Regions from separate parts of the Mus musculus genome. Here region 2 is linked to region 1. A link is a contact called in ENCODE Hi-C or POLR2A ChIA-PET data. All regions are on one chromosome and are shown on one strand. The core of a region is the stretch at or near the end of the contact, and the rest is flanking DNA. Distances in the headings are between cores, read along the strand shown.

Region 1 (6,438 bases), core at 2,302-4,801:
TATCTAGGATTCCCTGTTGCCACCTAAGGAAGGCATTGTCCTCCCTGAACTCAGATAAGGCTTCAAGAAGGCTGAAGTGCCCACTCAGAGCTACACAGCTAGCACCTGGAAGGCTGGATTTGAACTCAGTGCTTAGTACTGCACTATAGCCTTTTTGAAAACTGTGTGTATTATTGTGTATGTACATGTACATAGTTGGGGACATGCTGTGACATGCAGAGGACGACTGTGGAGCTGGTTCTGACCTTCTACCCTTATGTGGGTTCTGAGGATTGAACACAGGTTGCAAGGCCTGCATAATAGCAAATGTCTTCACCCCCTGAGCCATCTTGTCAGCCCAACATAGCTCTTTACAGAAGCTGGGAACCAGGACATTGAATGTCTAGATGGAGACTGGACAGAGTTGGATTCCTAGACACCTAACAGAAGCGAAAGCAGGGGATGGATAAGGTGGGTGCCTCGTCCTACAGCAGGTTCTGAGTGTCCGCAGAGACTCCCATGGCTTGGCACCATGGTAGAAGCTTTCTATCGATCGGTTAAGTCACTCACTGGCTCTTCACAGCAGCTGGAGCTGAGCGCCTTCGGAGTCTACTGCATGTAGATATTCTCACTCCAATCACACAGCCCGAAGAGCTCATGCTCACCCTGCCTCTAACTGGGGTCCATAGCTGCTCTCACCACCTCGCGGAATGGCTCTCCTGCTAGCGTCTTCTGTCCCCAGCACACATGTACTCAGGGCTAAAAGAGGTCTTATTCAGTTCTGTCCCCCAGTTTCTCCCGAAAAACCTGAAATGCTGAAACTTTCAAGTACAGGAACATCCAAAGAATGCAGACACCCAGAACCAGGCTCAAGAGGGCAGAGAGCACTGCAGCCTGGGACCTCTGCGTCTAAATCCCAGCCTGGCTTCCAAGGGGTCTGATTCAGACCTGGAAAAAAGCACCTTCTCCTTCAGGCTGCAATTTCTAATTTTGCTTCAACAAAAAGAAATAAAATGCTATATAAAGCCACAAGCCCAAAGCTGGGCACAGAGTAGTTAGTCGCAAACAGAAGCCACAATGGCTCAGTGCCTTGGTTGCCTTACCTGTGACCTGGGCATAACATTCCTACCTCACTGTTAGGTCTCTATAAAGTAGACAGAACGATAGGTACACAACTATAATATTTGAAACTTACATGAAGCCATCCATGTGCAAAAGGCCTATCATATCCCTAGCATGATAGGACTACTAAATAGCACATACTACCCACTATCACTTGAAATGGTGCAGCCCTGTGACTCGGTTTCCTCAACTAAAAAGGACAGCATGACAACAGAGTCTGCTACTCTAGACCGCAAGGCATCCTCCACAGTGTGTGGCACACTGAATGCTCTGAGTGAAGGTCAGCTATCAATTTCACGGTCATTACTTTTATAGCGCCTGTTAACTCTATCAGGCAAACCTTCTGAAAGCTCCTTGGAGAGGTCGAGAAGCCCATCCCTGGTGGAGAAAACCCTAGAGGACACCCACTGCCTGCACCTTCTCTCTGGGAACCACGCCGCACTGAGGCCGGCAAGCACGGACACCAACGCTGTAGATCAATGGCTACTGTCTGTTCCCTTGACCATATCACCAGACTTGTCAGCTAGGTCAATCAGGGCCTGCAGCCAATCCTCCAGGAAATTTAGACCTAGGACAAAGGTTACAGGGCAAGCCAAGATCACAAGCTAGCCTAAGGAGCAAGGACACTGGCCACACACTTCTGGGGTTCCCTGCTTAGGGACCACAGTAAGAAACTAGGTCTGTGAGGAACCTAAAGCAGTCCCAAACACTATTACGTAGCCTTTCTCCCTAGGTCAGACCAAGCTGGATAAAGTACACTCCCCTCCAAGTACCCTTGGCCTCTGCAGAGCGAACAGCTGGGAAAACAGCACTCAACCTCACCAAGAGGCCAACTGTTATCACTCAACTAGTAGGAGCGTAAACAGGACTCTAGATTGAGCTGGTAACAGGGAGGCACAAGCAGCCACGTGGCCAGGGCTGGAGAAACGTGGGCCCCTTCACATCCATATCCACGACACCAGGCAGTACCTGAACTCTCACCTGCATCTCTGAGGAGGGAATAGTAAACAGGCTAAAAATCAGCCTGACCTGAACCTATGGTTTTCTAGCAGGGGGAGGCCTGTCACCAGGTGCCAAAAGTTCTCCAAATGAGAGAAACAGGGGCCCCAAATTCTGAGAATAAAGATGCCCCCCCCCCACTTCGCTCTAGAGAGCTGTCCCTTAAAACACACCTTCCGCCCAAAAGGTGACAGGCAGGTCCAGAGGCACTTCTCCTTATCCAAGCCCGATAGCCCCTCCCTTTCCTAGTAGGGAGCCAGACTAGAGATCAGAAAACTTCAGTGACTTCTAAAACACATCTCCACCCCCGGAAGCAAAGAACTTGCCAAAGGATGTCCCACACACCTTAAAGAGAAATAATCTGAGAGGGTTCTGGAGTGGTGAGTGGACAACCCCATGATAAAAAGCAGCCCAGTAACGATCCCGTTTTCCCCAAAGTCATAAAGAAGTTCAAGAAAGGGTGAGCTGAGTGTAAACGCCCACCCCTGCATATTACAGGAAGAGAAAAGCGCTCCTCGCCCACTCAGTATCACACCCCTAAAAGTACGCCCCTTAACACTCACTCGGGCCTCCCAGCACCCTGTGCCTCAAAGATGATAAACATCACAGCCCTCCACCCGACCCTGTTCTCCTCTAAGTACAAAGACTGCTCTCTCGTGTCTAGGTGGTACTACCCTGACTGCCCCAACACGGCCACCCTGGGCCCAGACCCCTCTCCAGAAGCTCCCATCCCTCTAAGTGCACTATAGGAACGGCTCCCAAAGCACCCAAGCGGCACTTGACACGGTGAGCGCCTCAAAAGCTGGACAGGCTGGCACCACAGAGAAGGAGCTGTCTCCCCCGATGTCCCCGAGGGCAGCCCCCAGCCCGCACACTCAGAGAGAGCTCCCCCCGCCGCCGCAGTGGTATGGACCACGGCACCCGCCCCGCGTCCCTCTGGGTTTGTCCCCCCCAGCCCCGCAGCAGGCGCCCCCACTCCGTTCCGGAAGAGGGGGGGAGCCTCCAGGTCCGTGGTCCCCGCCAGGCGGGCACGGGTGGTACGGCCCAGCGAGGCCCCACGGGGGGCCAGGACGCGACCATCGCGGAGGGGAGGGCGCTTGGGGACACGCGCTGGCGTACTCACCTGTCACCGGCGGCCGCCCAGCCTCTCCGGCCGGGCTCTACCCCCGCCCATCGCCACGCTGAGCTCGTTCCCGCTCCTTATTTATGAACTGGCGGCAGCAACGGCGGCAGTGCTGGCGGCGGCGACGCCTTCTCGGAGTCAGGCCCAACGGCTCGCGCAGCGCGGGCCCCCCCGCCCCCTCCCCCCAGCCCCCAGCCCCCACTCACAGCCCCCTCCCACCCGCTGGCCGGAAATACCGCCTTTTCCAGCCACAAACAGGAACTGACGTAGTAGACCAAGGGAATGGCCTCAGAAAACATCAGACCGCAAGCGCAGGAACTAGGAGGCAGGCAGGCTCAAGGCAGCGCGCCTGCGTACTTTAGGCACCCGTCACGTTAACTTTTTATTTATTTATTTTTTTTAAGAGCCCCGTTCTGAGCTGGGGGGGCGGAGGGGGGGGTAGCATTACACATGCGCAGTAGGACACCAACAAGTAGGCTTTCCCCGAAGGCCCAGTGATTACTTCCCGGCAATCAAAGGGCTTTATTTACATATGCTTTGATCTTGTTTTATTCTTCTCTTTCCTGCCTTCCTAGTTCCTAGACCAGCGGTTCTTCACTTGGGAACCTCTCACAGGGGTTGCCTAAGATCATCGGAAAATTCAGATATTTACATTATGATTCATAAGAATAGCAAAATTAGTTATGAAGTGACAACGAAAATAATTTTATGTTTGGGGGATCACCACATGAGGAACTGTATTAAAGAGTCACATTAGGTAGACTGAGAAACACTGTCCTAGACTTTCTTTTTTTCTTTCTTTTTTTTTTTTTTTTTTTTTTTAACTTAATGTATGAGTGCTCTGATCTGCAGGCCAGAAGAGGGCATCAGATCCCCTTATAGATGGTAGTGAGCCACCATGTGATTGCTGGGACTTGAACTCAGGACCTCTGGAAGAGCAGTTAGTGTTCTTAACCGCTGAGCCATCTTACCAGCCTGACTTTTTTTTTTTTTTTGGTTTTTCGAGACAGGGTTTCTGTGTATAGCCCTGGCTGTCCTGAAACTCGCCCTGTAGACCAAGCTGTCTTGAACTCAGAGATCTGCCTGCTTCTGCCTTCTGAGCAATAGGATTAAAGGCCTGGCCTGCCACTGCCAGGCTCCTAGATGCTTACTTATAGAGACCCAAAACAAGTTAGTTAAGATCAAGCACAAAGCAGGGTATGGCAACAGGTCTGTTACTGCATCATTCTGGATGTTGGGGCAGGCCAGCTAGACCTTGTCTCAAAAAAAAAAAAAGATGTTGCACTCAAGCTTTGAGCCACATAACCCCACATTAGAATATCCTCTTCTGTAACTATGGGCTGACTTCTGTATCCACATCTCAAGAATCCACATCTTCAAAACACAAATAACCTTGGATTATCTTACGAAAACAGTTCTTATTAAACTGTGACTTCAAAATATTAATGTCACTTGCACATGATATATATCTAAATAAATGTGGGACTTATAATTTCTCATATGGAGTAACTTGAGCCCATGTAAGACTTAAAACCACAGAAAATCGCTCACAGAAAAAAAGGTATATAGGTTGCACGGCTGTAACCCACCTCTGCAGACCCTGAAACAAGAGGACTAAGAATTCCATGCCAGATTGGGATTCATAGTAAGACCTTGAAATTTCAAGGTTTCCCTTAATTATTGGGGATGGAGTAGATGCAAGTGAGGAGCCAGAGAGGAGAGCATCAGACTGGAGCTACAGCTTCTGACCACTGTAGTCAGCGCCATGGGGAGCTCCCAGCCAGACTCAAGTCCTTGCAAAAGCTGGAGGCTTTTTTTTTTTTTTTTTTTTTTTTTTGGTTTTTCGAGACAGGGTTTCTCGAGACAGGGTTTCTCCATGTAGCCCTGGCTGTCCTGGAACTCACTCTGTAGACCAGGCTGGCCTCGAACTCAGAAATCCGCCTGCCTCTGCCTCTGCCTCCAGAGTGCTGGGATTAAAGGCGTGCGCCACCACGCCCGGCTTGCTGGAGGCTTTTTTATTAGTATTTTATTTCAACATTAATGGGTGGCTGGGGGGCTTAGCAGTTAAGAACAACCCCTGATCCCCAGAGAACTGAACTTCAGCTCTCAGATCCCACATACCTTTTTTTTTTTTTCGTTTGTTTGTTTTTCTGTAAGCAGAGGGAAATGTTTTCGTTTTGGGAAAAAGCCATGTAGCCTTGAGCTCATAAAAATCCTCCTATGCCAGCCTAGGCAAGTGCTGGGATTACAGAGATGCCACTTTACCCAGGTCATATGAGGGGCTCACAGGTGCCTCAGCGGGTGTACATACCTGTTTGCCAAGCCTAATAACCTAAATGTAATCCCTTGGGACTAATATGGTGGAAGGAGAACAGACACCCTCCAATTGTTCTCTGACCTCACATGTACACCACGGCACACAAACACACTATAAAGTGCAGTAAATCTTTAATCCCAACACTCGGGAGGCAGGGGCAGGCGGATCCCTGGGAGCTCCAGCCAAGCCAGGGCTACACTGAGATCCTGCCACAAGTTAAGAACACTTATTACTCTTTTTTTAATTTATTGTTTTATTTATTTATTTTAAAGATTTATTATATTTATATGAGTACACTGTAGCTGTCTTCAGACACACCAAAGGAGGGCATCAGATCTCATTACGGATGGTTGTGAGCCACCATGTGGTTGCTGGGATTTGAACTCAGGACCTCTGGAAGAGCAGTCGGTGCTCTTAACCGCTGAGCCATCTCACCAGCCCCCACTTATTACTCTTGAAGATAACCTTGGTTCTATTTCCAACACCCACATACCAGTTTACAACTCTCTTCTGATCTTTGAGAGCACCAACCGTGCACATGGTACACACACACACAGACAAAACACTTAAACTAAGAGACCCCAGATTCTTTTTAAGAGATAAAATGGTTCTTCCTATAAGCATTCTGAGGTGACCTATGAAGATGGCTTGCTACTCTACTGACCCAGAAACTCCTACAAAATCATGCAAATAAACAAGTTCAAATCTTCATGTTCAGTTTAAGAACACTGGTGAAACTGCCAGGCCATCAAGGGTAGGCATATGTGGGAAGTCACCAAGTGTCTGAAGGATGTCACTTTAAAGAAGCAATGTCCTATAATGGTGGAGTGTAGGTATTCCCAGGCCAACCAATGGGGCTACACAGGGTCAGTGGCCAAAACAGACTGCTGAATGTTTG
Region 2 (6,231 bases), core at 529-3,028, 38 kb after region 1:
CAAAAAAGCCAAAGAAGGGGTGGAAAGGTGGAGAGGAAGGGGGGAGGGGAACTTAGACCCAACCCTGACCTCAGGCAGGTAGCTCTGCTTTCTGGGACTCCCCCTCTTGGAGCCATTTAAGGACGGTCCCACTACTGCTCATCATAGCAGCAGGTACCTGCAGTCTTGGCACTTGGGAAGTTGAGGCTTTTGAGTTCCAGGCCAGGTGTGCTCCGTGGACAGCCCTTACCTCAAAAAGCCGAGGGCTGGGAAACTGCTCAGTGGTGGGGCACTTGCCTAGCGTGTGCCTGGCCTGGGTTCCATTGCCAGGACTTTAAAGTAAATGATAGGACAACCTACTCAAAGGTGCCTGCCATCAAGTCAGACAACAGGAGTTCTGTCGCCTGAACCGGCATCCCACTCGGAGAAAGAGAACTGACTCCCAAAACTTTTCCTAATCTCCACAGAAATGCATGGGCAGGTACATCAATGGGGAAAAAAATTAAAAACAAGTACCTCTGCTTTTCTCCTGGGGGGGGGGGGGGCGGCAGGTGGGGAGGGGCAGAGAGATAAGTAGGCTAAGTAGGTAAAGGCCACCAGGCCAAGCTATCCTCTGGTTTTACATACAGTGTAATAAAACATGTCATTTAAAATTAAAAAATATATATATTAGAGGGGTTAAAACAGCAAACTCAAAGTTCCTACAACTACGTCTGACAGGTATTCATTAAATCTGAACTAAACTAGTGACAGACTGGGACAGTTGTAGACCTAATGTAAGTTGCATGCAGATGTGAGGTGGAAACCAAGTATATAAGACTATTTAGCCACCCTGGCATGATAGCAGAGGCTTTTAATCCCAGCACTGGGTAGAGGGGCAGAGGCAGGCAGTTTATCTGTGAGTTCAAAGCCAACCTGGTCTATGTAGTGAGTTCCACGACAGAAAGAGCTACAAACAGAGACCCAGCTTCAAAAATAATAAATAAGTAAATAAACAAACAAACACACAAACAAAACAACTTTTCAAGTATCTTTCATTTACTGCCCACAAATGAAGAGGAATGTTCTATTTCTATTGTATTTCAAGTTAAGGTTCCCTTCTCCTGGCTAGGATAACAATGCAAAATGCCCCCTTTTAAATTGAGGAACATGCATTAGTCATTATTTTAAATCGCTATTTCAGGACTCAGGAAAGAGGCAAACAATCTTCTTGACTGTTGTTTTGCTTCCTTTGGGCTTCCCTCCTCTATGTTGTTAGAACTCTCAGCTACAATCCCGATCCACCGAGCTGTTGGTATGCCAAAGACATTCATCAGGATCCACACGACGAACATAGGAGCCTGAGATTATCGGTTTTCACTAAACAGAGAAAACTTGGGCTCAGAAAGGTAATGACACAGGCCCAGTTCTTGCAAAGGGAAGCTGGGATTAGAACCCAAACCCGCTGGCCTGCTAGCTCGGGCAGCTCCCGCGCGGGTACCCATCATCAGTGCTAACGAGGATGGAAGAGTAACATGGAGAGCTCTGAGAGCAGAACGGGTGTGCACGACCTGACGTCCCATTACACGGGTTCTACGGTCAGCTTCTGGGCCCCCATTGTACAGAAGAGGAAACTGAGGCTCAGAAAGAGAAATCATTTATCTGATCGTACAGTATGGGCTGCGCGGGAAGTCCAGACCCCCGGCCACCCCGTATCTCCATCCCTAACCTCCTCCGTCCCAGTCCCGCACCTCACCTGGCACTCTGGGGCCCGCACCCCCACGAGGCGCCCGCCCGCCCTCCGGGTCGCGCCAACTGTCAGACACTCCTCCCTCGGCCTGGGCCGCCCGCCCCGGAAGTCCTGCCCTTGATACCGGAAGCCAGACTGCACCTTCCACCAGCCGCTCTAGCCCTCCTAGCCTCCAACCAGCAAGAGAGTGTGGGGCGGCGACCATCACATGACAACACAGAGCCTCGGTCGCGAAGAACGCCGCCAATCAGAAAGGATCAAGTCTAGCCCCCACCCTGCCCGCAGTCTAGCGCGACTGCGCCTGCGCACAGGTGGGCGGGAAGGCGGGGCTAGGTTCTGGAGTAGAAGACTCTGACGTGCAGGTACTGTGCGATCTGGTGCGCGACACCTTGGCTGCCCTCCCTGTGTCACCCTCTCGTCTATAATGCATCTCTTCTATATCGTCCTTGGCCCACTTAGGTGCCCTCATCCCTTCTCTTAAATCATACCCCACTTAAATCGTCACCACCCCTCCCCTTCTGACGCCATGACCTCTCTCACATCGCCCCCTCCTTTAAGAAGTAATTTTTGTTTTTTTGTTTGTTTACAATTAATTGAGTATCTGTGACTGCATTTACCCGAGGAGATCAGAAGATGTCTAATTCCCTGGATTTGTAGTTACGAATGGTTGTGAGCCATCCCATGTGAATGCTGGGTTTTCTAGTTCAGGTCCTTTGGAAGAGCAACAAGTGCTTTTAACTGCTGCACCATCTCTTCAGCACAAACATTGTCCTTTTTATTCATTTTCATTCCCCTTAAGCCCTGATTGGCCTTATATGCTCAGTTTTCTCTTTTTATGTGACAGGGTCTCCTTGTAACCTCAAAGTATGTCAGCTCAGACACGCCCCTGCTGTCCCCAGTGCTCCGCTGGTCACTCTTCCATCTTTGTTAGCACTGGGTACCTGTGCGGGAGATTAGCATTCAGTCACCAGTGCAACTCAGGCTGGCCTTGAATTTTAGATCCAATTGCTCAGCCTCCTGAGTGTGGGGATTGCAAGCACTGATGAGCCGGTCTCTCTGTCATCATTGTCTTAGTCACCCACACATCTCCTTCATGAAACCCCCATTTCCCCTAAATCTCTTCATACCAGTTATTCTTGTACTTCCTGTTTCCATCTCCCCTTAGATTACCCTCAAATCGCCCTGGTGTCTCCATCTCTCCACTAACACATCTGTATTCAGCATTACCCACAAGGAGCCACCCAGCCTTATAGCTTTCCCTCCTCTGTGGGTACACGTTTCACATATTTCCATGGTGTGGGATATTATATGGTATTCTATGGTATCCCAGGGTCCCAGCTTCACCCCTAAACCTGTGGGAAACCCAGGCCACCAAACCATGCCTCTCCAATTCCTGCTTTCCCATTTGTAAAATGCACAGTAGCCAACAGGTTTGTGTGTCTGTAAACCCAATGTCCAGGAGCTAAAGCAGGAGGATCTCTACCTCAGCCTCTGATACATTACAAGTTCAAGGCCAACCTGAGCTACACGAAACTGTCAAACAACAACAAAAGCGCATGGGGACACTACCAGGAAAATGTGAATTCTGAGCGTTTGTTCATTTGTTGGCTGAGCCTTGTGTAGCTTAGGCAGGCTTTGAATTCCATATGTAGCCATATGTGGTCTTGAATTCCTGATCCTCTTACCTCTGCCTATAGGTGTTTGTAAAAATGAATTATTATGTTTTAGCTAGCCTATATAAAAGATACACAGTCCTGGCATTTTGTTTACAAGCTGTAAACTTAAATTGGGCAGGTTTTGGAACTATTCTAACATACATCTCTGCCGCGAGTCTCTTGTACATCTCTGCCGTAAGTCTCTTGTTACGTGCTGTTTGAATCTTCCTGGGGTTGCTTTTGGGGTCTATTTCTCCTGGCCACATGTTCATGGTCCATCTCCAGTCCTGAAGGCCTCTTTCCTTGGGCTCCTTTATCCTTCCTTCCTTTTCCTACCCTGGCCTCTCCTCAGACCCCTCATTTTATCCTCAAGGCCTGCCTCTTTCTTCCTATTGCCCAATTGCAGGCTCTAGCCTTTTATTAACCAATTAGCTTTACATTGGGGAGCAGGGTTTATATAGCATCACATAGTGTAGCTGAGGGTCACCTTGTTGGGGGCAACCAGACCTTGGGAGCCAATATTTAGCATATGAATACATAACCCCCAACAGGCATTGGCCACCAAACCAACCCTAATTAACTTGTAACACAGTTAGTTTACTGTGGCATTGAGCTAATATTGTTACTTTGTTACTGACCACGTTGCCTTCAACTGGGACTGTCATCACTGTGTTGCACACTATGGGCCTGGGTAGATGGATCTGTGGGTAACATTTGATGTGCAAGCATTCGGACCTGCATTCGGATCCCCTGCATTCAGGTAAAAAGTCAGATTTGGTGGCTGGCACATATCCACCATCCATAGGTCTGAGGATGCAGAGATAGGAAAATCCTTGATTGATTGATTTATTATTTTTTAATGTTTGGCGTTGTATATATTTTTTAATGTGTATGGGTGTTTTGCACACATGGATGTCTGTGAACCACATGTGTGCTTGGTGACTGCAGAGGCTAGAAGAGGCATCCAGTGCCCTGAAACTACAATTATAGATAGTTGTGAGCCACCAGGTAGGTACTGGGAACTGAACCCAGGTCCTCTGCAAGAGCAGCCAGTACTTCTAATTGCTAAGCCATCTCTCCACCAGCAGATTCTTTGATCTCCCTGGCTAGCTAACCTTGTCAAGTCGGTGAGCTCCAAGTTCGGTAAGAGATGCTTCTTGGGGCTGGCGAGATGGCACAGTGGGTAAGAGCACTGACTGCTCTTCTGAAGGTCCTGAGTTCAAATCCTAGCAACCATATGGTGGCTCACAACCACCCATAATGAGATCTGATACCCTCTTCTGGTGTGTCTGAGGTCAGCTACAGTATACTCACATATAATAATAAATAAATCTTTAAAAAAAAAAAGAGATGCTGTCTCAAAAAAAGTAAAACACGAGTTAGGCATGGTGGCCTTGAAGAGACAGAGGCAGGGTCTGTGAGTGCTAAGGCACCATGGGATCCATAGCTATTGCTAGTTCCAGACAAGCCAGAGCTAGTGGGTAAGACCCTATCTCAAGATAACATTTATACTAATAGGTGAAGGATAGAGAGAAACGCTTGACCTCTGGCCTCCACACATGTGTACACAGGATCCTCACACATACATGAGCACATGCGCACGCGCGCGCACACACACACACACCACACACTGCACTATCCCCAAGCCTGGCACGCATTCATTATTCTAGATTGTCAGCATTCATTGACCCCGCACTGCACCTCAGCCATCCCACCCTAGGACCTCCGTGTTGCCATCAATCCTGCAACTTCGTGGTTATGGACCCAAAACGTGGCCTGGGACCTATGGGCAAGCTTGCTTCTGCCCTTAGTCCTTTTGTTTTGTTGGCTTGTGTGACCTTGGAGCCCCACAGTGAGAGCAGGCAGCCAGTGCTGTAGAAACTGAGAGGACTTGGGGAGGGGAGACTGTAGACTGGTTAGAACCAGTTCTCCCTGAACTTCTAGAATAGGGGTTGGGCATCAGGCAGAGACAGGAAACCAGGAACCTCTCTCTCCCCGTAGTCAAACCTCAGCAGTAACCTGGTCGCATGGCATACGTCCTTAATCCCAACATGAGGAAACTGAGATGTCTAGGAGTTCAACACCAGCCTGGTATACATAGGGAGTTCCAGGCCAGCCAAGACTGTATAGAGAGCAGGACCTTGTCTCAAAAAATCAAAACTCGGGTGGGTGGGTAAGGGGGACTTTTGGTATAGCATTGGAAATGTAAATGAGCTAAATACCTAATAAAAAAAAATGAAAAAAAAAAAAAAAAAATCAAAACTCCTGTAGTGAAGAGTCTTACGCAGTGATTAAGTTTTTATGCGATGTCTGTCTCATGTAGCACAGGCTGGCCTTGAACTTTGTGTGTAATTGGGGAGAATGACCTTGAACTTAGGGTCCTCCTGCCTCCAATTTCTTAGTGATGGCATTACAGATGTGGGCCAAACACATGGAGTGTGGCTCAGGAGTTTACTTTTGTTACATAGTGAGTTTGAGACCAGCCTGGGCTATGTGAGACCCTGTCTTGAGAAAAGAAAAGAAAAAAAAAAGTTTAAAGAAGAAAAGAAAATACAAGCTACTTGTTTACCATATTTCCTAAAGATTTATTGTGTGTTTAACACTTTGCCAGGCACTGGGGACAGATAAGTGGCCAGAACACAAAGACTCCTTGATCTTATGGGGTCTAGAGTCTAGTCGGCGTAAGAGACAATGAGTAAGTAAGTAAGTAAAGTATTGATGGATTGGGGGAGGGGGGCTGCAGAATACATGGTCAATTTGTAGTTTCAGAGTCTACTGTGAGGCCAGGCACCTGTAATCCCAGCCAGCCCTGAGGAGATGGCGATGACGGGGGATCTGGAGTTCAAGGTCATCCTCAGCTACGCAGTG

The links. Hi-C counts contacts between places; a loop is a spot of excess contacts on that map. ChIA-PET counts read pairs that join two places held with the same protein, here RNA polymerase II (POLR2A).
Region 2: a map of T-helper 1 cell shows a loop between it and region 1 (2.0-fold over the local background). The contact joins the promoter of 2310022A10Rik here to the promoter of Akt2 in region 1. A Hi-C loop is called at or near these places in 2 of 37 maps with a recorded cell type or tissue (T-helper 1 cell and gastrocnemius). POLR2A ChIA-PET finds 5 or more read pairs at or near these places in 4 of 5 experiments (Patski and embryonic stem cell).

The regions. Positions count from the first base shown.
Region 1 is chr7:27,588,665-27,595,102 of GRCm38, reverse strand. It overlaps Akt2 (thymoma viral proto-oncogene 2), which reads right to left and starts at 3,551. Exons shown (of 14, transcript NM_001110208.2): 1 at 3,224-3,551. It also overlaps the pseudogene Gm18046.
Region 2 is chr7:27,548,837-27,555,067 of GRCm38, reverse strand. 2310022A10Rik (RIKEN cDNA 2310022A10 gene) reads right to left here and starts at 1,778. Exons shown (of 10, transcript NM_175107.5): 1 at 1,715-1,778. Pld3 (phospholipase D family, member 3) reads left to right here and starts at 1,850. Exons shown (of 14, transcript NM_011116.2): 1 at 1,850-2,070.